3 separate regions of the Homo sapiens genome follow, and all the other regions are linked to region 1. The links are chromatin loops, found by intact Hi-C in ENCODE. Cell type or tissue: PC-3. All regions are shown on one strand.

Region 1 (8,000 bases):
AAGCCAACAACTGTATAAAGCTTTTAATAACATAAAGAGCATATTATCCATGATTTTAAGGCTGGAAAGATTCTTAATCAAGACACAGAAAGCATGAAAAGGATTGATCGGTTCAGCTACATTGTTTTGGAACTCATCTTTGCCAGAAATCTTTATAAGGGGAGTGAGACAGCAAGCCTCCAACTAGAGAAGATATTTGCAACACATAATTGAGAAAGGACTGTTACAAATTAACCGGGTTTGGCAGCATGCACCTGTAATCCCACTTTCTTGGGAGGCTGAGGCACCAGAATCACTTGAACCTGGGAGATGTAGGTTGCAGTGAGCCGAGATCGTGTCACTGCACTCCAGCCTGGGCTACAAAGTGAGACTCTGTCTAAAAGAAAAAAAAAGAAGAAGGTGTAAAGAACTCGAACAGTTGAACTAGAAAGAGACTTCAAAAATAGGAAAACTGAAAGGAAAGTATACAGAAAAGATGCCCAGTCTCCTTAGTATTTAAGAGAAGTGCAGACTAAAACCAAGTGAGATATTAGTTACATTTAAAAGTCTGTCAATTCCATGTTGGTGTTACCCCTTTGGAAAATTGGTTTTTTTATCACCTAAAATAGTTGAGCAGGTGCTTATCCTATGGCCCAGCAGATTAACTCGTAGATACCCTAGAAGTTAGGGTAAATAACCCTAGAAAAGCATAAGCAAATGTGTGGGGGAGGCATCTACAAGAATGTTCATAGCAACGTTTTTTATCATAGCCTAAAATTGGAAACAGCCTAAATATCCCTCAGTAGTAGATTAGATAAACTGTGGTATATTCATGTAGTGGAATATCATTCCATAGGCCCAATTTGTGAACTACAGCCACACACACTCTCACACGCATGTATCACAGTTATAAAATCAGGTGAAAGAAGCAAACGCAAAAGGATATGTATGCCATGATTTCTTTTATATGAAGTTTGGTAAGAGCCAAAACCGAAAAATATGACTGGGATAAATACTTAGATTGTGAAGTTACAAAGAAAAGCAAGGCAATGATTTCCACAAACTTTAGGATAAATGGTACCTCTTGGGTGTGAGAGGAGGAGATGATTATGGGGGGAATTTTAAGGGATTGGTAATGGGTGATGGATACACTGGTGTTCATTCTTTTTTTAAGTGTGTGTATATACAGAATACACTTTGTTATGTAATAGTTTTTGTAAGATGCATTTTTTGTACATTTCTATGCCAGTTATCTGTAATCATGATGAAGTGGTTGATTTTTTTTAAAGGAAAATAAAAATAACCAAAATCGATAAAAAGAAAAAGACCTGATTGATTAATATTATGGAAACAGCATCAGACCAGCTACTTTTATACATGAATTCTATCGAGGAACGTGACCCACTTTTTAGAGTTCCACTTTTGTATTTCCGTACGTCTGTTGCATATTACCCCTGATCACATTAATAGGGTCTCCAAATTAACATGTCCAAAATCAGTGTTTTTATCTTTTTGCTTTTCCAGTGTGTCACTTGATAGTCTGTTTGTTCTTGGTTGACTGCCCTTAGTTGACTTATGACTGCCTCTGTAATTACCTTATAATGATTTCATTTTCCTTATGTTCTCAGCTGTTTTCCACTTCCCTTCTCCCCCAATCTCTTACTGCTCCACAGGACCTCATGTCCTTTTCTAGGGTGAAAACAGCCACTGAACATGAATTATTTCAGTTTACCTTTCCTAGGCTTGAATGCTTCCCTGTTGCTTTCAGAATAATACTTATACTTTTAAAAAAGGAAATGTATTATAGCTATCATCACTTTCACACTTTAAAGCAAATAAAGTTTTTACCACTTCATACTACTAACATTGCTCTCTCTTGTACTATTATACTTCTCTAAGTTTTCCTTTCTACCCTGATGACCGTTGTGCATTTCTTCTTCCATCCTTGCCTTTCTTCTTTCTTTCCCCTGGGGCGTAGGGGGGAGCTTACATATAGGTCTTCCCTAAGGTGCTGTCCTTAGTCTGCATCTTTCTTCTTACTAATTTGTATGTAAAATGAGAATTTATATGACACAGTAAGTATGTTTTCTACTTGGGTTAATAATATCACTACCCTTCCTGGCATGCAGACTGAAATTTCTTGAGTTCTAGCTTCTTCCTCATTGCCTGTATAGCCAGTTGACTAGCAAATTTCATTGATTCTTTCCAAAACTTCAGAAAATTTTCCTCATTTTCATTGACATGACCAGCTTTATTTGCCTTGCTTAATGTCCTCAGATGTGGTTTGCCAGTGGTCTGTGATGCAAAAGTAAATTCATCGTACCTTTTTCCAGCTTTATTTCCTGCAGTGGATCCTTTATGAAACCTGTATGCCCAGCAAAATGGAATATTTTTCTTTGACAGTTGCTGTTTTTGCCTCTGTTCTTTCCTCTCACTATTCATTCCCTTCACCATATCCCCCATCCCTTCTACCTCTTTTCTCCTTACACAATGAGTCTTAGAAAGAAAGATACGGAAGTGAAAATTACCTTTTTTCAGGCCAGATTCTTAGCCTCAAAGATATCTGTAGCATTTCATTTGTATCTTTTCTGACCCTTGTTTCTGCCTTGCTTTAAGATGAACTTTGAGTGTTTTATTTCTACTAACTAGTTTCTCTATTTCTTGGGATCAGGGAGTCATCTTTGTGTCCCAGACTCAGAAGAGGAAATCATATACTGTTCATGTGAATTAATGGGGAACAAATACAAAGAAAAAAACCACATTTTCTTTTTATTAGCCTCTATTTTGGGGGTGGGGGGTGGGAAGTGGGTAGGGGTTTCTAAAATCATTAAATTTTAGTTAAGAGCGATCTTACCACTAATTTATTCCAAGACCATAGTTTTATGAACAAGAAAAATGTGCCTCCAAAATTTAAGTGGATTCCACTGTATCACACTGCTCACGTAATTTGTGATTTCCAAAATTTTATTAGTTTTTTTTTTTTTTTTTTTTGAGATGGAGTTTCACTCTTGTTGCCCAGGCTGGAGTGCAATGGCGTGATCTTGGCTCACTGCAACCTCCACCTCCCGGGTTCAAACAATTCTCCTGCCTCAGCCTCCTGAGTAGCTGGGATTACAGGCGCCTGCCACCACGCCCAGCTGATTTTTGTATTTTTAGTATGGACAGGGTTTCACCATGTTGGCCAGGCTGGTCTCGAACTCCTGACTTCATGATCCGCCCACTTCGGCCTCCCAAAGGGTTGGGATTACAGGCGTGAACCGCCACACCTAGCGTGGTATTTATTTTTTAGAAATGGGGCCTCGCTGTGTTGCCCAGACTGGAGTGCAGTAGCTATTCACTGGCCTGAACATAATGCACTGCAGCCTTGAACTCTTGGCGTCTAGCCATCCTCACGCCTCAGCCTCCTGAGTACTGAAAATTTTAAGGTCATTTTGCCTTCAGTCCCACATGGGAGCAGGAGTCCTAGGTGAGCTGGGGTTGCCATAACCATAATTGAATGTGAGTCCCCTGGCAGAAAGGTAACCTCCTTTTCTTTATATGCGCTCATAGAAATTCATTTATCTATTCCTATTTCTCTTTTCTCCCCACCTTTGGCTTTGGTAGCTGGAGCTGGCAAGAAATCTTTCTTATTTTCTGTAATGTGTTTTATAAATTATGTGTGGTCTAATGATTATATGGTTGTAAGAAAAATACCATAAAGGAAGAGTGTTTGTCCTTAGTTTTCATCTTTAGTTATCCATAAAATCTGAACTCTACCCTGAAAAATTTGTCGTCATTGTATTTTTCATCTTTCCTCGATATCTACTTGTTAGTTCAATACTATCTTTTATCAATTTTAATGTACTGTTCCAAAGAACATATTTGTTACTGTTTTCATAGGGAATTGAGCAGTAGGACGTTTTTCTTACAGAATTAAACTTACATTTTTCTCCATCCACTAGATGGCTCAAGTGCACCACTTTGGCAGCTCAGATTGATCCTTGCTTGCTTTGCTTGTAGTTTCTACTTTGAGTACTGTTTGCTTTTTAAAAACTGGATGAGCCCTTACCTGAACCTAGCTTTACATATATGTGATGGCAGATTTCCTCGCATTTTCTGATTATTTACAGACTTCTGAAAAGCTGGTGAAGTGTTCTTCATATCAGTAGTAAAAAGTGCATTACAGTGCTTAGAAGATTTTGTTTTTTGCTTTTAAGTTATTTTAGACTTTAATTCAATTGCCAATAATCTATTTAGATTTCTTCAAACTAGGCATGCAGTTAATAATTCATCCATTTCTTCCTGATTCATAGTCATTTGGAGTCATTTTCCAGCACATGGTGGTACCTCAGGAGTTTTTGAGGCACACGGGGCTATTTGCTTCAGTTCTGTAGTAATATTTATTTAGTGTTTTTGTGCTTGGAATTGTATGGGGCAGTGGAGGGAAATACCAGGATGACTAAAGAGGATATTTTCATCAGCAGGGAGCTCACTGCGTTAATTCGTTTCCTTAAGTTTCCTTTTTTATTATTTTTTATTTTTATTTTCCCTGAAAGCACACATTGGTATCTTGAGTTTTTGAAGCCAAATAATGAGTATAATGAAATGGCTCATTAGAGCTTATGTTTGTAACCAACCCTGAGGAGAATTTTGTTTTTGACATTGACCCTGTTGATATTGCCTGAAAAAATTTAAAAAAAAAAACTGAATTCTTTAGAAATATTTTATGCTTATGGCTTTCTGTTTTGAGTTAAGTAAAAAGGAAAAGGAATTAAGATTTGTTGAATGCTTATCATGTGCCAGTTTCTTACTTAATTTGATGCTCTCAATAATTTGGAAGACAAGTACAAATATCTCTATTTACAGATGAAGAAACTAAGGAATCAGAAGTTGCCTAGGATCAAAGAAACAGTAAGTTAGAGAGGCAAACTCTTTGTGATATCAAGGGTTGTTTTTTATTTTTTTGCCCAAGAGAAAATAATTATTTTCTGAAATGGCAGAAACATTTGTAATATCAACTAGTTGGATACTTTCATATCCTAAAGACAGAAAACTCCAAACAAAGGATTGATTGCCTCTCACAGTTGATCTTTGAGATTATAAACAAATATTCTTGCCAAGCTAGAGCAATCAGTCATACTGGTATCTCTTTTACAGATACCTTTAGAATGACAGCAAACACTATAAAATTGATTTTTCCAGAGAAAGTGTTTGCACCTAATAATCTTATTTTTCAGGAATAATAACTGAATTATTTCATCAGTTTGAAAATATAGTGTACGATTTAAAGGAGAATGGCAAGTTATTGATGTAAATACACATTATTTACAATATTATAACTAGATTACATTACAAATATTGTAACAACAATTTGTCTTTATAAAATCCCCTTGATTTCTCTTTATTGTTTAAGAGTCCTTGCAGCTAAGCCGTGTAAAACAGGAAATATGGCTGTTTGCCAGTGTTCTTAAGGAAGCAGGAGTGAAGTAAAGCAAACAATACAAAAGGGGTTTGTTTAAAGGATGTACTTAATTTCTGTGTGGCTGTGGTATCATTTTTCTGGCTCTGTTGTCTTTGTCCTTTTTCACTGCAAAGTTGAAATTGTACTTTCACAACTATTAAAACAAAAATAACCAGTAATGCGAACTGAACCCAAAGATATCTAAGATAAATATCCTCCCATGACTGTAAATTTGTATCCTCCATATCACCTTAGAAATTTTCGTATGCATTGACTAGATTTATTGCTATTTTTGTTCTTTTTTTATGTATTATCAGATATTGCCGTCAGTACTATTACCGCATTTACACAATGTTGCCTTGTGTGGAAATTCTAAACCTTTGCTAACTCTTGGTAACCAAAATAACGATAAACTAAAGAGATTATTATCCCATCTTTTGAGAGAAATGTAAAATTATTCATTTGTCTATAAAGAATCTTTGACAAAAGTATTTTTTAAAGCATATTGAATCCTAGCCATTTTATTATTATTAGCTGTGTACCTAAATGATATTTTAGATATGAGTATAAGGAAGACAAACTTTAGGTTGTCAAAGAATGAGCATGTCTCATGTGTTACAGTCATGGCATGACAGTTGGATTACAATTATCTCTTGATGAATCAACTTCATCTAAACCTTAATTGCATATTAAATTATTTAGTCATTTCCTGATTCAGTAATGAGAAGTCAGAATATATAGTAATTTACTGGGTAGCATGTTACATGCCATAGTTTGCGGAATGTACTTGATCAGTAAAGTCCACAGTAAATCAAAGACAAATGAGAAAATTCTTTTAGAATTCAGTTTTTTTTTTCTTAATTTGAAGTCACTTTAAATGCTCTTATGTAATAAGAAAAGAACCCTAGGTATATTTAAATACTTAACCTGCTATAACTTTTTGTTGGAAAGGAGGTAGATTTTTTTTATGAGTATTTTTTTCCTATGGGAAAAAAAATAACTTTGGTGATGCAGTATGCCTTTATCTGTGTATTGTTAAAAACTAAACTAAACAAAAAAAACCCCTAAGAACCTTTAAACTTAACAAAGTTTATTTGAGCAGGAAAAAGGTTCTAGAAGCAGACAGCACTCTAAGATGGTTCAGAATACTACCACTTACAACTGGTGAGCTGTTCTAATAACAGGGAAAAATAGGAAATGTCATACAGAAATTACCTGATTGGTGCAGGTTGGTGTTTGCCTTATTTGGGCATAATCTAGCAGCTTTTAACCTGGGATTGGCTGAGACTCAGATGTGTGGTTATAAGGGTATACTCCTAAGTTAGGTTATAACTTGTTTACACATCAAGCTAGAGTACAGTTAATAGTGTATGGAGGCAGCTTTGGGCCAAATCTGATTGAACAGTATAAAAATAAGTTTTGCAAATATTTATCCTTACCACATGAGTTACATCCTAATATTCTTTATTCTCTTCTATTTCACTAAAAAAAATTCAAATCCACCAAATTCATTTCATGGCCCATCGGTGTGTTGGAGCTCATTAGTTTGGAAAACACTGCCATATAGGGTTGAAAAATTTTTTTTCTTTTTTTACCCTGTTAACAACTGACTAGTCTGAAGGAGCTCAAATATTTGGAAAGCTTTATTAGTGCAGTTTAGTAGCTGGCTTTTAAAAAAAAAAAATTGCTTTCTAGAATCCTCCCTGCTACATAATCACCAAATGTTATTTCAATATTGTTTTCCTAACTTGAAAATTTAACTGAATGACTAGAAGGTGTTGGACCAAGAAATATCTGAAGTACCAAGCCCACAAAGGAAAATTTAATATTGATTGAGGTATCATGGTTATTTGTGCACCCTTAAAATTAAGCCAATTTTAGTTAATAGAAGTTTCAGCTGGGTGTAGTAGCGCAGCACTTTGGGAGGCCAAGGCAGGAGGATCACTTGAGGCCAAGAGTTTGAGACCAGCCTGGGCAACAGAATGAGACCCCATCTATACAATTTTAAAATTAAGCAAGCTTGGTGGTACACGCCTGTAGTCCTAGCTATTCAGGAGGCTGAGATGGGAGGATTGCTTAAGCCCAGGAGTTTGGGGCTGCAAGTGAGCCATGCTTGTGCCGTTGCATTCCAGCCTGGGTGGCAGAGTGAGATCTTGTTTAAAAATTAAAAATAAATAAATAAATAAATAAATAAATACATATATATGTTTACATATATATATAAATTTCAAGTTAATTGTTTAAAGGATGTCATTAACCAAAACTAAGCATCAGTCTTTGGTAATGAAAGCATTCTAAAAGTCTTTCTTTTAGATAGATTGAAAAGTCTATCTTGCAGACAAAGATAATTTTATTAATCATAAGTAACATTATTATGAAAAGTATTTGTGAATATTAATAACTCAGTTTCTTCACTTATGTTGAGTTGCTTTACATGTTTTATCTTTGCATAATCTGTAAACTTGATGTTTCGTAGTTGACAGAATAAGTTTACAGTTAGATATATAGGTAACTTTTAGTTCAATGTTTTAAAAATTGTGTCATGAGAAGTATAAATAAAATTCAACGAAAGATACCATTT
Region 2 (8,000 bases), 190 kb after region 1:
CTCTGAAGACTGGTTGGAGCTGAAAACCCAAGACCTCAAAGCCATCCCTGTCCAGGCCTCCTATTGCCTGCAGGATTCCCATCTGGTGTTTGGGGAGTTGGGGGGGAGGCCCCAAGGAGCCCAGTGGGAGGGAAGGAGCATGGACCTCTGTGGGAGAGCAGAGAGCTTGCCAGGCCTCTGAATGGTACAGCTGGCCCCCGAGTCTCCTGACCCTGATCTTGAGAAATATGGGGCTCCCAGCCCAAAGCAGACAGGTGCTCCAGGATGGGGACTAGACCCAGGCCTCAGAGCAGCTGTGGTACCCTTCACCTCCTTCTGCACCAGAAAACAGAGCACTCTCCTCCTCCTCCTTTTCCTCAGATCCAGGGTGGCCATTCACGTCTTCCTCGGGCTAATCCTCAGCACTGCACACTCAGGTCCTTCCCCACAAGTAGGAATTGCTCCTGAGTGTGGGGGGCCATCGGCTCGGTGCAATGTTGTTGAAAAGGCATCCCGTCCTGGCCCCTTGTCTGGCACTTGGAAAGGGCAAGGCCAATGATGTGACACTCAGCCCTGCAGAAATACAGTCATGGACCATCTGGAGCAGTGAACATTTGACAGAGACTGGCTGTTTGTCTTCTACTCTCCCCTCTGGAAGGCACCCAAGTTCCTTTGGAGTCTCCTTGCCCCCACTAGGCGAAGTCTTGGGAGGGCTGGTCCAGATGCCAGAGTGGATAGGCCCTTCCTCACCACCCCAGTGTAGTCAGGGGTAGGCATGTAGCTTAAGCACAGATACTGAGACTTTGGGCTTTCGGCAAGTGAGCCATGCCGGGATTGCAGAGCCAGGCGAGATTCAACCTTCCCAGCACAGAGTACCACCCGCTCGCCCCTCCCAGCTCCTGGCCCCGTGACAGCCCAGCCGCTTGCCCCTTCCACAAGTGTCACTCCCATCACATCCTACCCCCTGGTTTCTGGTGAATTTCCCCTTTGCTAGAGTTAGCCAGAGCTGGCTTCTGCAACCTGCTCCAACCAGGACTCTTAATCTCCACTCCCCCGGCCCCACCCCATTTACGGTTACTCACTAGAAAGACTTATGGTTCTGGTCTCAAGCCTGCAGCCAACCCACTTGGTTCCCTTTGATAGCACCAACCCACTTGGTTCCCTTCAATAGCATTGTGCTAATTCCAGAAGACGGATTTTAGCAATGAGTTACAAAGCTTAACGGATGACCTAATTCATCTCACCAAACATGGCCGTTTTTTGGGGACAGGCCTGCTCTGGGATCTTAGCAACTCTTTTTGCCCAGAGTGCCAAAGCAGGCCTCTCCACTCCCCACCCGCTCCTTGTGGATTTAAAGGGAGGCCTAAACTTGGCCTGGGGCTGGATGCCCACATCAGCAAAAAGCCCAGGTCTGAGAGGCCCCCAGGATCAAGTCTGCAAGGAGCAGACAGCTTTCAAAGGGCTGGGAGGGGCAGGGTTTGCCAGGCAGCTGCCCTGGCAAGACAGAAGTACCAGGTGGGCAGGACCTGGGGGTCCTTGAGTCTCAGTCCCTTTGTGGGGCCTGGCTCCTTCATGCCTGCCCCGGGGGAGCTAGCCTCAGCAGGCTGAGGAAGAGCAGGGCTCTGGGGTTAGAGCTGGCTCAAGCTGCAGTTCCACCGCTCACCGGCCCTCGGATCCCAGCAAGTTACTTAGCTTGTCAGAGTCCCAGGGGCCTTGCCTGTTAGATGGGTTAGTAGAGGTTAGTCCCAGGAGTGTGGTGAGGATAAACGTGGTGTGCTCAGCTTCATTCCTTAGAAGGAACTCAGTGAATGTTTAGCCCACTAGCACTCATACACACCTTGGTCTACAACCTCAGGCACTCAACAAATATGATATTTGTTAGAAAGAATCATGTTAATTCTATCTCCAAGCCCTATGTTCCCAGGCTGGAAGGGAGCTGAGTCCCAGCTACTATTGAGATGGAGGGAAGGGGTCCTCTTTGCTGTGGTCAGGCTTACATGGGGCCTGGCAATGGGATGGGCTGTTCTTGGTCCCTCCTGGTCACCTGATGTCTTTACCTGCAGTCACTTGGGGCTGGAAGCTAGGTAGCTCTCCTGCCTTTCTTGACCATGGTGTGTCTGTCTGAGGCGGGACCCTGGTGTCTGGAGCCTGCTTTCCTGGTGGCACCATGCCTATCACCTTCCTGGGGCATTGCTGGGGGCAGGGTGACCAGTCTAGGGGAACGCCTCTTTCCCGACCCTGTCCACATCAATTATCTGGGGTGGGAGAGCAGGAGATTTCTGCTTTCTGCTGCAGAGACCTCACCTTCCCCTGAGGCAAGTGGCCTAGGGATTAAAAAGGGCCAGGAGATCAAAGCACAAACCAGCATCTTATACATTATACGGTCCTCCTCCTCTTGGAATAATAATTATTAGAATTAAAACATTGGTTATAGCTTTGCCTGCCCCCAATTAACTCAAACCTCCTCTCACTCAGTCCGCTTGTGAGGCCCATCTCATTCACCCTTCCAGGATTCTAAGTCCCCCACTATCTCTACACCAGGGGCAGCCTCTCCACCTTGGACCCTGAGCCCACTCAGCAGTGTTTTTTGCAAGCCCTCCAGATGAGGCGGAGGCTCACTAAAGCTTGAGAACCACTGCCCGACACCATTCTCCTGCCACAGAGGACAACTTTTCATTCTGGCAGAAAGCTTAACCTCCTGTTGCTTCCAATCCTTACATTAAATTCAGTTACCTATGTGCTGAGCGCCTTGGAACTAAGGTGTGAAGGAGACACACAGACCCCGTGCCCACTGTGCTTGCCCATTGCTGCTTCTGCCCAGCTGCTCTCCCTGATTCTTCACCTGGCTGACTCTCACTTAACCTTCAAAGAGCAGGGTCGTTGTCACTTTATCCTGGAAGTCCCATGCACTCCCTGCGTGCATTAGGGTCCCCTCCTCCAGGCTCACACAATTGCCTTTTTACTCTCCTCCTAGCCTTTCTCATCCTGTGAGTCAATGTCTGCCTTCCTGCCTGCTTCCTGAACTTGTTAATTCTGTGAGGGTAGGAAGGTGTCTTTCTTACTCCAAGGTAACAGATCATTATACAGAATGGCAGGACTACTGACTGTTCACCAAACCAGCCTTGCCTTCCTCCTGGAAAGAGGTGGACTCCATTTCCCAGACTCTCTTGCTCCGAGGTGTAGCCATGCAACTGCATTCTGGCCAATGGGCTGTGACGGGATGATGGGGCCACTTCCAGGCCTGGACCAACACATCTCCCAGGCATGATGGCCTCCTAGCATGGAAACAACTAGGATACTTTTGCAAGCCACAGGTTTCAGATGGCGAAACCATGAAATAGGAAGATGCTGGGAGATCAACTGCCTGCCAATCACAAGTGTTCATTTTTGACTTTATATGAAAGACAAATACATTCTTGTGTCAAGATCCTGAGATTTGGGGGTTATTCCAGCAGTTCACTTACCCTAATACAAAAAAGCTAAGCTCACTGGAGAATAAACATGAAATGGTTTTACTTTCCCAATAACTATGCCTATCACTTCCTACCTTCCCTTTGAGTCGTTGCTCACTTGGTGATTTTCCCAGGGTCCAGAGTGTGTGCCACTCTTAGTTATTCTAACAGTCTCATTAAGGATCTCTCCAATCCTTAATTCTGTTCCCTCACATCTGGTTCAAAGCTCTTTTTGTGCTGCTCCCCCAGCACTGTGGCCCTCACGGACTGGGGTGTGCTGGCATAGATAGGGGTTGCTTCTCCTAGACTCTTCCCTGAACTGCACCCTGGGCACTGGGGTGGGAAGGAGGCAGAGGGGAAATGTAGACCTTTCTTTGCTTGCCAGGCAAGGTTGCAGTTCCCTCCCTGGTGGACGGTGTTGTGAACTGGGGCAGGGGCACCCTCCCAACCAGCTCCTCTGGGCACTGGGGATCTGTTGTGCGTTCTGACCTCAAATCTCAGCTGACTTCCTGCAGGTGGCATCTTGCCTGTCTGCCCTGCACTATGAGAATTCTAGAAAGTCTGAGGGCCCATGTCATCCTCTTTTCTCCATCAGTGCCCAGGCCTGTGGTCCCACAGAGGCTTCACATTCTGCTCCTCTTGAGAACTGGATGCTTACGGCAGGAGGTGTGCCTGGCAGAACCCCATTTGCCATCAGTCCTCAGTCAGATTTTCCTTGCCTGGGTAACCATGAAAAGCAAATCTTGTGTGTAAGCAACTGTCCAAGCAAGACACAAATGCCAGTCACCCTTTCTCTCAGCCTCCCTTAAACTTTATAAGTGGTTTTCCTGCGTGTCCCCGCAGCTTCAGGGAGGAGACCGTCACCTCTGCCCAAAGCAATTGCTCCCACCTCTCAGTACGCTTTATATACTGACCATGTCGGGAAAGCAGTGGCAGGCCACAGCCACAAGAGGACAGAAGTCCCACTGGCACTAAAGCCCCCTTATAAGAGTGTTTTCTCTGTGTCTTGCTCAGTGGCTGGATGTGCAGGTTCTCAGGTGCTTTTGGAACCAGAGGTGTATGCTGTATCAAGTTCCAAGACCTCCCAGCCCAGATGGGAACAATGCTAGAATCTGTAGGAGGCCCCATATGGCCAGATGTCTGTGTTGGAGGGCAATTTTAGTGTGTGGCTTTGGAAGCCAGATGGCTTGGCCTCAAGCTCCACTCCTATCTAGCTGTGCTGGCTGAAAGGCTGGGGGTGGGCAACAGGGCCTGCACTTTCTGGCCCAGAACTGGCAGATCTCTCCACTAGATGGCACTCACAGTATAATGTTTCCTCATTTTTAATTCTACTTTGAAAACATTGTCATTTTTTATACCGTTGAATTGCACAAATAGAACTATGGCTTAAAATTTACGTAGTTAATTCTAGGCATGACCTTCCTTGGAATTCTGTCACATTTCCAAGAGTTGTCAAGTTTTTCCCCCTCTTGGGGGTGCTGGTTGGAGAGTGAGGGACCCATTGTGGTGTGACCAGTACCACAGGCCAGCACAGGCATAGCCTGGAAGTGATCCGGGGTTTGTCCTCCTTCCTCATATCCTGCCCTGATTTCCTGGCCTAGGCCCAGACCCCAGGCGGGGCTGTTAGGCTCCTTCCTGCGCCTGTTAGTTCACTGCTCACAGAGCCTGCCACCTGGCACCCTCGGAACTGTAGGAGAAGCCCCTTGTCCCCCCAGATGCACTTGCCACCCTTCACCCACCCAGCCTGGATTTCCTCTTGGTCTTTGCACATTTACCCCGGGGGCTGTGCTTGGTGCACACTGGCATGGCCCACTTGGTGATACTTCCTGCTCCTGCCCCCAGGTAACTGTGCTCAGCCTAGTGAGGATAAGTCCTTATTGTGCCTTGAGCTCAGGAAGAAAATGTCCCCAGACTCCCTAATGGCAGAGACTGACCCCTGCTCATCTCAGGGCCCTGCAAGGCTGGCTCAAAGCTGAGGTCACACGAGAGGTTTGCTGAGTTGGATGTGAATGGGTTTCTTGGCCTTCCTGTGACTGCACGTTGCTGTGGTTTAAGGTGGGTTCATCCAATCTTCTTATTCGTTTTTAGCCCCAACATGGCCTATAGCTGAAGCCTCAGTCAGCAACTGCTGTAACAGGAAGCCCACCCTTCTGGGGTCAGGCTGACCTGGGAGGGTCCAGGCTCCTGTACCTGCCAGCTGTTTGGCCTCAGGAGATTCACCTTACCCCTCTGGCCTGACATCTTCATGGGCTGTGAAGGATGGGGAGCTTTGCCAGCTGCAGCCAGAACCAAGCATGAGCTTCGAGTGCAGCCTCCCAGGTCCCATCTGAGCAGGCTGATAGGAAGCATCCTAAATCCGGAGCCCCCAGTGGGAGGGGAGCAGAGGGGACCACTCTTGGGCCCCGGGCAGCACTGGCATTGTGCTCTGCTCTGCAGATAGCTGCGCCGCACTCTGCAAAGGCTGACTGGACCGCTCACCGCCCACCACCCGTCCCGCTCTCCCTGAACTGCTCAGCAGCTGCACAAAGGCTGGAGGGCAGAGATGGGCAGCTCTGGGGAGCAGCTCGCAGGATCTGCAGGAACCTGATGCGCAGGCAGGCTACTGCTGCTGTGCTTGAGACAAAGGAGTTCAGGAACTTTCCTTCCCATAACAAAGTCCTTAGGCCCAGGTGGGGAAAATGCTAGAATCTGTAGGGGTCCTCAGATGGCCAGATGCCTGTGTTGGAGGGCAAGGTAAGTGTGTAGCCCAGAATGTCTGGGCTGAAGCCCCAACTCCGCCACTAGCTGTGTGTCTCTCTGGGGATTCTTTCTAATCTCCACGGTCTGTTTTTGTACAATAGGTCTGACGACATTCCCTATCTTAGAGGGATGTTGGGAGTATTGTGGGAGGCAGAATAATGGTCCTCAAAGATGTCCATCTTCTAATTTCTGGAACCTTGTGACTATGTTACCTTATATGGCAAAGGGTCTTCTCCTACCGCCCCCAACACCCCCAACACCACTGGCAAGAGTCAAATAAATTCTTGTAAATAGCTCTGACCCAGATAATGAACATGCACACAGGTGATGTCCCTTATCTGGCCTATGGAGCACACACTCAGTGCCTTTCTGAATTGATGGCTGGAGTGTGTTGACCTCTACCTTCTAGTTCTGGCCTTGAGTCACTACCCCTGTCCCCAGAGCCAGGGGCCACACCCCTCGCCTAGATGGCAGGGCCCTGCCTACGTCACTACTTGCATTTCTTCTCTATCTGAATAGCTGAGGCCTTTTCTCCTGGTTCCACAGTCAACCTCTGTTTTCTACTCCATACCCCAGGATCCCTTTGTTACCACCTTCTGATGTGCAGTTTTACCACAAAGATTCTTGCATTAGATGAAAAGGAATACCCAAGTGAAACCATAGGTACTTGAATTTTGCACAGGCGCGTATAGTTGGAAAGGGTGTTTCTGCACTTCAACTTTTGCCTGTGCCCCTGCGAACTCTGGTATGGACAGGACAAAGGTAGACATGCCCCTATCCCAGGCAGGATCTTCTCATACCTGTTCCCAAAGAGCCTCTACTCATGGCCTGAGCCTGGGGTGCTCCCTCAGTGGACAGCCAATAGATCATTTCTCAGGGTGGCTGGGGTGGCTTTACTGCTTTGCGACCAATCATAGATTTACTGGTTCACTGGGCCACAGTGAGGCCCTAGCACACTCAGTTCACAGCCACCACTTCCCAGGATGTCTAAATTCAGCTGACACTCTTGGTACCCTTCCCAGACTCCTCAGCACTCACTGTTCCCATCACGCTGCCAGTGGTCTCCTTCCTCAAGCATCTGCAACTGTCCCTGAAGGCTGTCTCTGTCTGCAGAGTTTTGTCCATGTGAGGGTAGGCTAGAAATGTCGGTTACTCCCCAGAAAGCAGTTCTCAAGGACTTGGGGGGTGGGAGTGGGTGGGTAGAGCCCCAGCCTCACTTCTTGGATGAGACCCCTCTGAAGCCTGTTCTGCACTGTGTCCAGAAGCCCCTGTGGGAACTGAGCTAGGATGCCTGCAGCAGCAACCCACTCACTAGCATGTCTGGGCTGGCTTTCTTCCCTTCTCTGACTCCCTTCCTCATGCCAGATCCTTGTCTCAGGCTCTGCTTCTAGGGGAGGCCAAGCTAAAGAAAACACTGGCTGACAGCAGAGCCGGCCCTGCCATGTACACTGGCTTCTCTGCAAGGCACTTTTACTTAGTGCATTAACAACGACATTGTCAAACTTGGAAGTTTAAAATATTGTTTTGTAACTGCTAACGTGACAGTAGAGCAGTTCTTTAGGAAAATTATTCCCCTTCCTCCTGCCACATCCCAATTCTCTGCCTTGGAATTTATAATCATCCTTACCTAAATATTCTTGATCTGTGCTAGTGTTTTTCCCTGGCTTTATTTCCAGGTATTGTGTTTAGATTTTCACCCTGAGATGTTCCCATTGACTAATTTCTTTCCTTGCATTTATCGTGAATTTAAAAATCCTCGTTTCGCATTACCCAAAAGCTCATTGTCCAGATAATTGATGGGACTTTCTAATTTCTTCCCCATGTGAGTAT
Region 3 (8,000 bases), 140 kb after region 1:
AAGAAGGTGGTGAAACTGTGTGAAGTGATACGGGATGCTCCGTTACTATGTGGAAAAAGTAAATGGATGATATATACTCAGAGGTGCATAGATCTGCATGCCTATTTCTGGAAGGAGGAGCTGGATACTGGGCCCCAGGCTAGCTCCCAGAAGAGAAGGGAGGGTCTCAGGAGCAGGGGAGGAGCAGCTTCCTCTCAGGAGAGGCTCTGAAGTGCTGGCATTGGATTCTCACAGGCACAGATGACTGTCTTGATTGAAGATTGTGTTTATTTTCATTGCTGAGAGAGTCAGGAACTTGTGTTTGGTGCTGGAGAAGTTAAGCCAGCCCTGTGTTTTGAGTACTTTTAATTTAGGAAAATGCCCCAAATGTCCTCCAAATGGTTTCAGCTCTGTTCCCCTTTCACTAGCTTATAATCATAGCAGAGTTTCACTTCTTAAAACCAGCCTCTCCCTAAGAATCTTCCTTTGTGATTCTGGGGATGCTGGGGCTTTTAGGGGATCAGTGTGTGATCTTGCCCTGGGCAGTACCTCGTGGGGGAAGGAGGACTCTGATTTTTCTCCCAGGGACAATTGCAGAAGTGAAGAGTGTGGGAACAGCTGGGGAATGCCCAGGCACTGCCAAGGGGTGGTCTCTGCAGTGCAGTCAGAACTTTCCCTTCTCCATTGAGAATCTTACATCATGGCCTTACCCTGTTGTCTTCAGGACACGTCCCAGTTTGCTGCTTCCCACTGGGCTCCTGCTTGATGAGCGGAGAGCACCTTTCCAGCCCCAGCCAGCTCTCCCCATCTCACCGGACACTCCAGGTGCCCTGCCCTCTTGCTTATTGCCAGGAAGCACCACATTCTTCATGCCTCCAGGTGTTTGCACATGCTGGTGCCTTTCCCACCTGGCCACCTGGCAAACTCCTACTCATTCATCAAGACCCAGCTCAAATATCCCTACTTCTCCCTCACCTTCCCCAACCGTTGCCCTTCATCCACTCCCAAATTTCCATATCCCATTCTTCCTCCCATAAATATTTATTGATGGTCTACCATGTGCCAGACACTGTGCCACATACTGGGGACACAGCAGTGACAAAAGCAAGAGTCTCTGCCTCTCAGAGAGTGGCCCGGTAGCGGAGACAGGCATTAACCAACATCATCAACAAACTCAAAGCAGTCAATGCTAGGAAGGATCCCGGGGGCCTACTGGGGTCAGGGATAAAGGCATAAATTCAGAACAGCATCCTCTCAGCCACCTCCACCCACGGCTTGGGCTCGCCTGGCTCTGAGGCTGATTGGACGAGGCCCCCTCGTCTCCTGACCTTGGAGAAGCCAGGACTTGGCCAGGCCTCCGCAGTAAGAATGCATGGCTGAGACTGGAAAACACCAAGGAACGTGGTGCCATCACCAATGTAAAAATATTTGGAGGGAGAAGAAAATAAGTTAAAACAGCAGCATGTTAAATGGAATATGTTAACTGTCAGCTGAAGACCATGTTCCGAAATGTTCAAGAGAGGGGTTGTGGGGACGAATGGTGGCCTGGTGGCTGATGTAACTGATGCTGAGTGACCTGGAGGGAATAACGGATGGCTCAACTCATTATTCTAAGGAACAAAAAAGGAACTAACATTTATGAGGCACCTACTCAGTGCCAGCTTCCAGTGTCAACCTGTCCAGTGACTCTGTGGAGGGGAGGGCTATTTATTTCTACATTGGTATAAACGATGTCAGTCTCAGAGATTAATGAGGCCCCACACCTGCTGCTGCGGCTACTGCTGCTACCGTCACTGGCACCACCACCCTGCTAACACCACGTACATGCTTTGTGAAGCTCCTCTCCCAGCAACTCTGGGAAGTACAGGCTATTATCCCGCTGTCCTTCCCTACCATCCCATGGTGCCGGGAGAAGCCCAGGCCACTGGGTGAACCTCCCAAGTCCAGGAGGCTGGTAAGTGATGGAACTGCAATGTGCATCGATGTCCCCTCCTCAGCCCAAGTCCTGCTGGCACCTACCTGGAGTGCCCCTTCCGGGCCTCCTGGGGTATGAGTGGTGCCTGCACCTCCCCTAACTCCTGCTGGAGTGCTCTGCTATGAGTGAACACATCAACATTTGCTAAATGAGTAACTCCGAGCAATGTGGCCTAATAGGAAGCAGATATGAACCCCGGCTGGCCTGTGCCTTTCTCTACTTTGGGTTGCTATTGAGAACGTTTTCCCCCAACTAACAGTGTGTCTTAACCTGGGTTCCCTAAAATCAAAGCCTGAGGAAAAGGTTATTGTTCAGGAAGCTATCCCAGGGAGAAGTGCGGGATGGGGAAGGAGGGATGGGAAGGAGGGAGAGCCCCACAGGGAAGCTGGATAAGCTGCCTGCTGCCCTGGGGGCCTGGGGACTCCATTTGGCCTCATGAAATGTGTGTCAGGACTGCCAGTCCTGGGATGAAAAGGGGAGGAAGGATCCCCTGGCTCCAGTCATCCAATGGCCAAGGGTGATCCCTGGAACCTTAGCTCCCCACTCTCCAGAGGGCTGGACCCATGCAGGAAACCTGAAGGGCAGGGAGGCTGATTCTTCCAGTGAGACCACAGGTACTTCCCAAGACTCTGGTGTGTGCAGGATGCTGTGCTTGACATATGGGGTGGCCTGGATGGGGTGTGTGGGTGAACAAGGGAGACAAGGCCCCCGCTCTCCTGGAGAACCAGCCAAAGGACAGGGAGCCAACCAAGGTGGCAGGGAGAGCTCAGATGGATGGGATAACAGAAATGGGGTGGGTCAGGAAAAGCCACTCTGGGGAGGGGATCCTCTGGCTGAGAACTCAGGAACAGCAGGGGCTGGCTTTCTTGCACAGATCTGGTCTGGGCACAAAAGGATGAGCAGGGGAGGCGGTTGGCAGATGGACAGGAGAACTGCAAAGGCCCCGAGGTGGGAAAACTCCTGAGCTCTTCTGTGGGGCTCCGTGGGCTGAGGAGGGCAGGAGTGGGTCAGGAGCTTAGATAGGAAGTTCTGGCAGGTGTCCAGGGGAGGGAAGCAGAGGCTGGGGCCACATGGGCTGGGATGCAGGTGGTGACAGGCACCCAGGCTCAGTGCCTATCTGGATCTGAGACTCAGCAGAACTTGCTCATAAGTTGGGGGTGAGCTGAGAGAGGGGGTGGGAAGAGTCCCGGTAGTGATGAATTGAGAGGAAATTTGAGAGCATGGGGTTCAAGCACCTGGGTGTGAGTGGAGCCTAGGCAGGCAGAGGGGCCCAAGCAAGCAATGGGGAGAGGGGGTGCCCCAAGTCCCACCACACCCTGCTTTCTCTGTCTCCAGAAACTACATTTTATTATTACTATTATTTTTTAAGACAAAGTCTCGCTCTATTGCCCAGGCTGGCATGCAGTGGCACAATCTCGGCTCACTCCAACCTCCGCCTTCTGGATTCAAGCGATTCTCCTGCCTCAGCTTCCTGAGTAGCTGGGATTACAGGTGGCTGTCACCACGCCCAGCTAATTTTTGTATTTTTTAATAGAGATGAGGTTTCACCATATTGGCCAGGCTGGTCTCGAACTCCTGATTTAGGTGATCTGCCCGCCTTGGGAAACTGTACACTTTAGACTAAATATAATAAATAAATAAAAATCAGTCTGTAATTGTAAGCATCAAACAAAATATGCTGGTGGCATCGCCCCACTCCCATCCCACTCCCCTAATCCATCCCCACCATGAGACCACGTCCAGCAGCTCCAAAAATACAGATGCAGGAGTCCCGTGCGCCTGACTCTGCTCTCCTGGCTGTCCTGCCAGGCTGTCTGCTCTCCTGCCACCGAGCCCCATCCCCAATTCTGCATCACAAAACCTCCCAGAGCCAGGCTGGAGGTGGCTCCAGAACTCCTCCTTGTGGTTGGGGCAGGACCTGGCTGGCCATTCCCAGTTCCTTCCTGGAAACCTAGGATGGGTGGATGGGGATCCCCTGGGAGGATTTTTGCCTCCCTAGAGGTGTGTTCAGACGGCTTCTCCTGGCTGGGATGGAGAGAGGGGTAGGCCAGGAGGGCTGCCTGGTGGAGGCATGCTGGAGATGTAGCCAAGGCCTGTAAGGAGCCTGTAAGGGCTGGTTGGAGAAGCTGCAGCCCAAGGGAAAGTGGCTTGACAAATGGCAGAGGCTGCCAGGGCCTGTGGCTCTCCACACCCGTGTTCTACCGGCCCAATACTCCGTATCCCAGTTCTGCCCCCTCTCTGGCTAGTCACGCAGACATTTGTTGAACCACAAAATCTATAGGCATGTGAGAAACTTCCCTAATTTGATTTGGCCACCACGTATCTCTCACCGACGCTCCTTCCCTCTTCACGAGGAGTTCCTGTAAGGTCAGGCAGCAGTGGGCCCTCCTCGGCAGCTGGGTGGGACCTCAGGGCCTCAGCAAATGTCCTTCCCACTCTTTTTCACTCAAGTTCTTTAGGTTCTTATAAAAACAACATATAGTCAGGCACCGCTTAGTGACAGGGATACGTTCTGAGAAATATGTCATTAAGCAATTTTGCCATTGTGCAAACCCCACAGAGTGTGCTCACACAAACCTAGACAGTACAGGTACTGCACACCCAAGCTCTATGGTACAGCCCATTGCTCCTACAGTACAAACCTGCACAGCATGAGACTGTGTGGAATACTGCAGGCAATAATAACACGGTGGGAAGTATTCATGTATCTAAACATAGAGAAAAGGTACCATGAAAATACAATACTATAATAGGATCACTGTCACATATGCAATCTATTGACTTAAACGTCATGATGTGGCACATGACTGTACTATTTTCATAAGCTGCCTCCTTCCTGGAGGCCAGGTATAAGCATCCAGACACGTAAGAAGTACCCTTGCTAGTGCTAGGATAGAAGTTTCACAGGTTCACTGTCATCCAGCACCATTCCCTAGCACAACACCAGGAGGCAGCCATTCACATGGTAGTCTAAGTGCATGCGCCCCCACCAAGGCAGCCACTCTCACTGTAGTCTAAATCAATGGTGCCCTCTGGAGGCAACATGGTAGCTTATGTGAATGGTGCCCCTAGAGTTATGTGACACGAGGGCCTAGATGTTCTCGCATTCAAGCCTGTAGACAACCTTCAGGAAGGTCTTATTTTTCCATTTTCTGCAGAAGGAAACTGCTCAAGCAAGAAGGCCAGAGCTAGGATTTTATGCTTTGTCTGCTAGACTCTTAGTTCAGCGCTATTCCCCTTGGCAAAGCTCACAGGGCTGGGGAGCAAAACCTGAACTCCTCCAGCCTCTCAGGGCCTCCCACGCCCCCCACCAGTACCCCAGCAAGATAGGGTTCAGCACTAATTTTGGAAAACACGCTAAAAAATGACCTTGTTCCCAAGCACCATCATCATCTTAGCCATCCACATGTGAACTTGCAGAGCCAGAAAAGCTGCCAGACCCAGGGTGACTCCTGTCCCTTCCATACACAGAGCATCACAGTAACACCTGGTTTATCTAGAAATCACCCATCTGTCAACCTCATCCATCTAGAGTCCAAGGACACGCAAAACAATGATTGGGAAAGGCCAAACAGGTGAAGGTCCCCTATGAGCCAAACGACTGACCTTCGAGGGCCTTACTTGGGGCTTGCTGACTCTTACTTTGCATACATTTCTAGCAAGTGCAGTTCACTGCTTTATGATATGCGTAAATTAGAACAGGCAGTTAAAAAAGGATTGGGAGAGCTGACAGAGGCAGCCATGCTGACATCAGGAGGTGATGGCTGACAGCAAGAGAAGAAACAGGAAATGCCAGGACTCAGAAAGGTTAGCCTTTTGGGGAAAGGGTGAGCAACATCAACATAAAAGTCAACCGTGCAGGCACACAGAGTGAAAAGTGAAAAGTCAGTCTCCCTCCTGCCCCACACCTCTGTGTGCTGGGTCCTCTCCCACAAAGTGGCACCTGTGAGCAGTTTCATGTGTCCTCATGGGACAGTCTCCACCCATGTATCCATGTGCTGAGGACACCAGGACAACAAGCAGTCAATCCCGAATTTGCTCACAACCTCAAGTGGGGGCGGCCACAGGCTAAAGAAATCACAAAACCTCCCATTTACTTTGTAATTCGCTTAAGGATAGGAAGCCACCAGTAACAGCCCCCACTCAGCCAGACACAGTAATTACACCGTGAGCAACTGAGGCTCGGAAATACTGGGGGGTGGGGGTGGGGTGGGGGTGGGGGTGGGGGGGGATCTGAACATAGAAATGCCAAGTCCCTTGCCTGAAGCCCTGTAGCTGCTGAGTCATGTGGACCTGCTTGTCTTGGAGGCACCTGCTTCTCGGGCCATCCCTGCCTTCCACTGGGATGGTCAGACTCCAAGTGTCAGGGCTCAAAGGCTGGGGTGGCCACTCTCCTTACTGAGGCGGGTTTTGTTCATTACATGGTAATGCTTTGAGAATCCCAAAACCACCTGTGGGACTTCAGCCTCTGGCCCAGCTTTCACCCCAGGCATATTTGGACTCCCAGGCAGAACTTCCCCATCAAAGGTCACTTTTCCTGCTGCAGTTGGGTATAACAGCCTCACCACTGCTCAGGTAGCGGCCATGTGTGCCTCATGACCAGCTGTTACTGGGGACATGTTGGGGACCTGCTGACGACAAGTGGCTATACTTTTAGAAAACTCAAAACTCCACTTCAGTGCGGCTGGCATGGCTGCCCAGCAAGGGCTGCTGTGTCCTGGCTGCCTAAGCCTTTCCCACCCGGGAGGGGGTCCCATCAGCCACTCCCAGATCCACTGTGAGGCCCACTGCAGGCCCTTGTCTTCAGGCATGGGCCAGGACCAGCAAAGTCACCTCCTTTTGGAGCCATGTCTGGCTGCCTATGCAACTCATGGGTAGGGATCCATGGGAAAAGACAAAAAAATGGGAAGTCATCAAACCCTTTGAACAGATGGGCCCACTGCCAGGAGCTCTAGCCACACCCGCATCCTGCAGGGCCAGGGAAGGCCAAAGCAGGCTGCCCAGCCAGGCAGCTGTGTGAGGAAGGGCCTGAGGGTAAATTGTATGGGAGGCACTGCCCAGGGCAGGGTACATTCACATAGCAAAGGCTCTGACAGGTCCAGAAGCTGGGAAAGCCCTGAAACTGCTCCACTTATCCCAGGTACCACAAAATGCATTGCTAACTAACAGTGACACCAATCAACATGCCAGAAGCAAGCGTTCCTAAGGATGCCTTGTGGGTACCACTGGGGCAGGGGAGAGAGATGCAGTTGGTGAGGATACCACTGTTATCTAATGGGAAACAGAGGTCTGCCCACAGGGGAAGGCAGAGAATGCCCGCGGCTCTGAAACTGAATGCTAAAGGCTTTATTCTCCTGGGTTCCCCCTGTTATTCTTTGCTCATTGTCAGTCCACCCAACTGTAGCTGAGCAGGCTCTGGGCTGAAGTCTGACGTCAGAGCTGGGGGTGTGGGGACAGCCATGAGAAGGGCAGTGGTCTCACCTGCAGAGTGCAGCATGCCATCCTGCACTCAGCTGGCGAGCCTGGCGCAGGATGTGCTCCTGGCCAGCGTGGGGGACCAGAGTCTCTGCTGGACCCCATGGGGCATCGCTCAGGAGCACCCAGGACAGGGAGGACACCAACATCCCCAGTCAGTGGAGCAGAGGGGACACCTCCAGCAGAGGCCAGAACAGGATGCCAGGCACAGCGGAGCTTTGTTCTGATGTCTACCATCGATGGCTGTGCAGACGCTCCATGAATGACACTGTTGTGGTATTTTAAGAAGATTCTACAAATAGCACTAACTTGGAATGGGCCTCAGAGCCAGGCTCATGAATGCTCAAGTCGAAGGCGGGCCAGCCTGGGAGCTCCAGCCAGGACAATGGGGCCTCACAGCAGAGGCAGGGCAGGATGCTGGGTGACCCTGGCCTCTTCCGGGGCTCCACAGCCTCATTTCCCCCAGACTCGCTGGGCCCTCCCCGCACAGCCCCATCCTCCCCACTATCAGTGCCTTCCCAGAAGGTTATTGGAAAGGAGAGGCTCTCTGAATAAAGGGAGGGGGCCGTGA

Evidence for each region. Peaks named below come from ENCODE experiments on the same cell type or tissue, not always from the same donor. Only the 100,000 strongest peaks of a DNase experiment are listed, where the experiment ranks them.
Region 2: it touches region 1 in a loop (20-fold over the local background); 24 of 110 quality-filtered maps call a loop at or near these places.
Region 3: it touches region 1 in a loop (13-fold over the local background); 63 of 110 quality-filtered maps call a loop at or near these places.

What each region holds. Positions count from the first base shown.
Region 1 is chr10:48,359,788-48,367,787 of GRCh38, forward strand. All of the region lies in intron 1 of MAPK8 (mitogen-activated protein kinase 8), which reads left to right. Among named protein-coding and RNA genes, the nearest start is that of MAPK8, 57 kb to the left of the region's middle. In PC-3, CTCF peaks have their summits at 3,934 (motif pointing right) and 4,135; DNase peaks (open chromatin) are centred at 3,944 and 5,434; H3K4me3 peaks cover 555 bases; H3K27ac peaks cover 1,867 bases; H3K27me3 peaks cover 1,760 bases.
Region 2 is chr10:48,547,313-48,555,312 of GRCh38, forward strand. All of the region lies in intron 3 of ARHGAP22 (Rho GTPase activating protein 22), which reads right to left. Among named protein-coding and RNA genes, the nearest start is that of ARHGAP22-IT1, 40 kb to the left of the region's middle. In PC-3, a CTCF peak has its summit at 4,721 (motif pointing right); a DNase peak (open chromatin) is centred at 4,719.
Region 3 is chr10:48,501,752-48,509,751 of GRCh38, forward strand. All of the region lies in intron 3 of ARHGAP22 (Rho GTPase activating protein 22), which reads right to left. Among named protein-coding and RNA genes, the nearest start is that of ARHGAP22-IT1, 5.8 kb to the right of the region's middle. RefSeq lists an enhancer at 6,219-7,204. In PC-3, CTCF peaks have their summits at 3,864 and 4,970 (motif pointing left); a DNase peak (open chromatin) is centred at 4,950.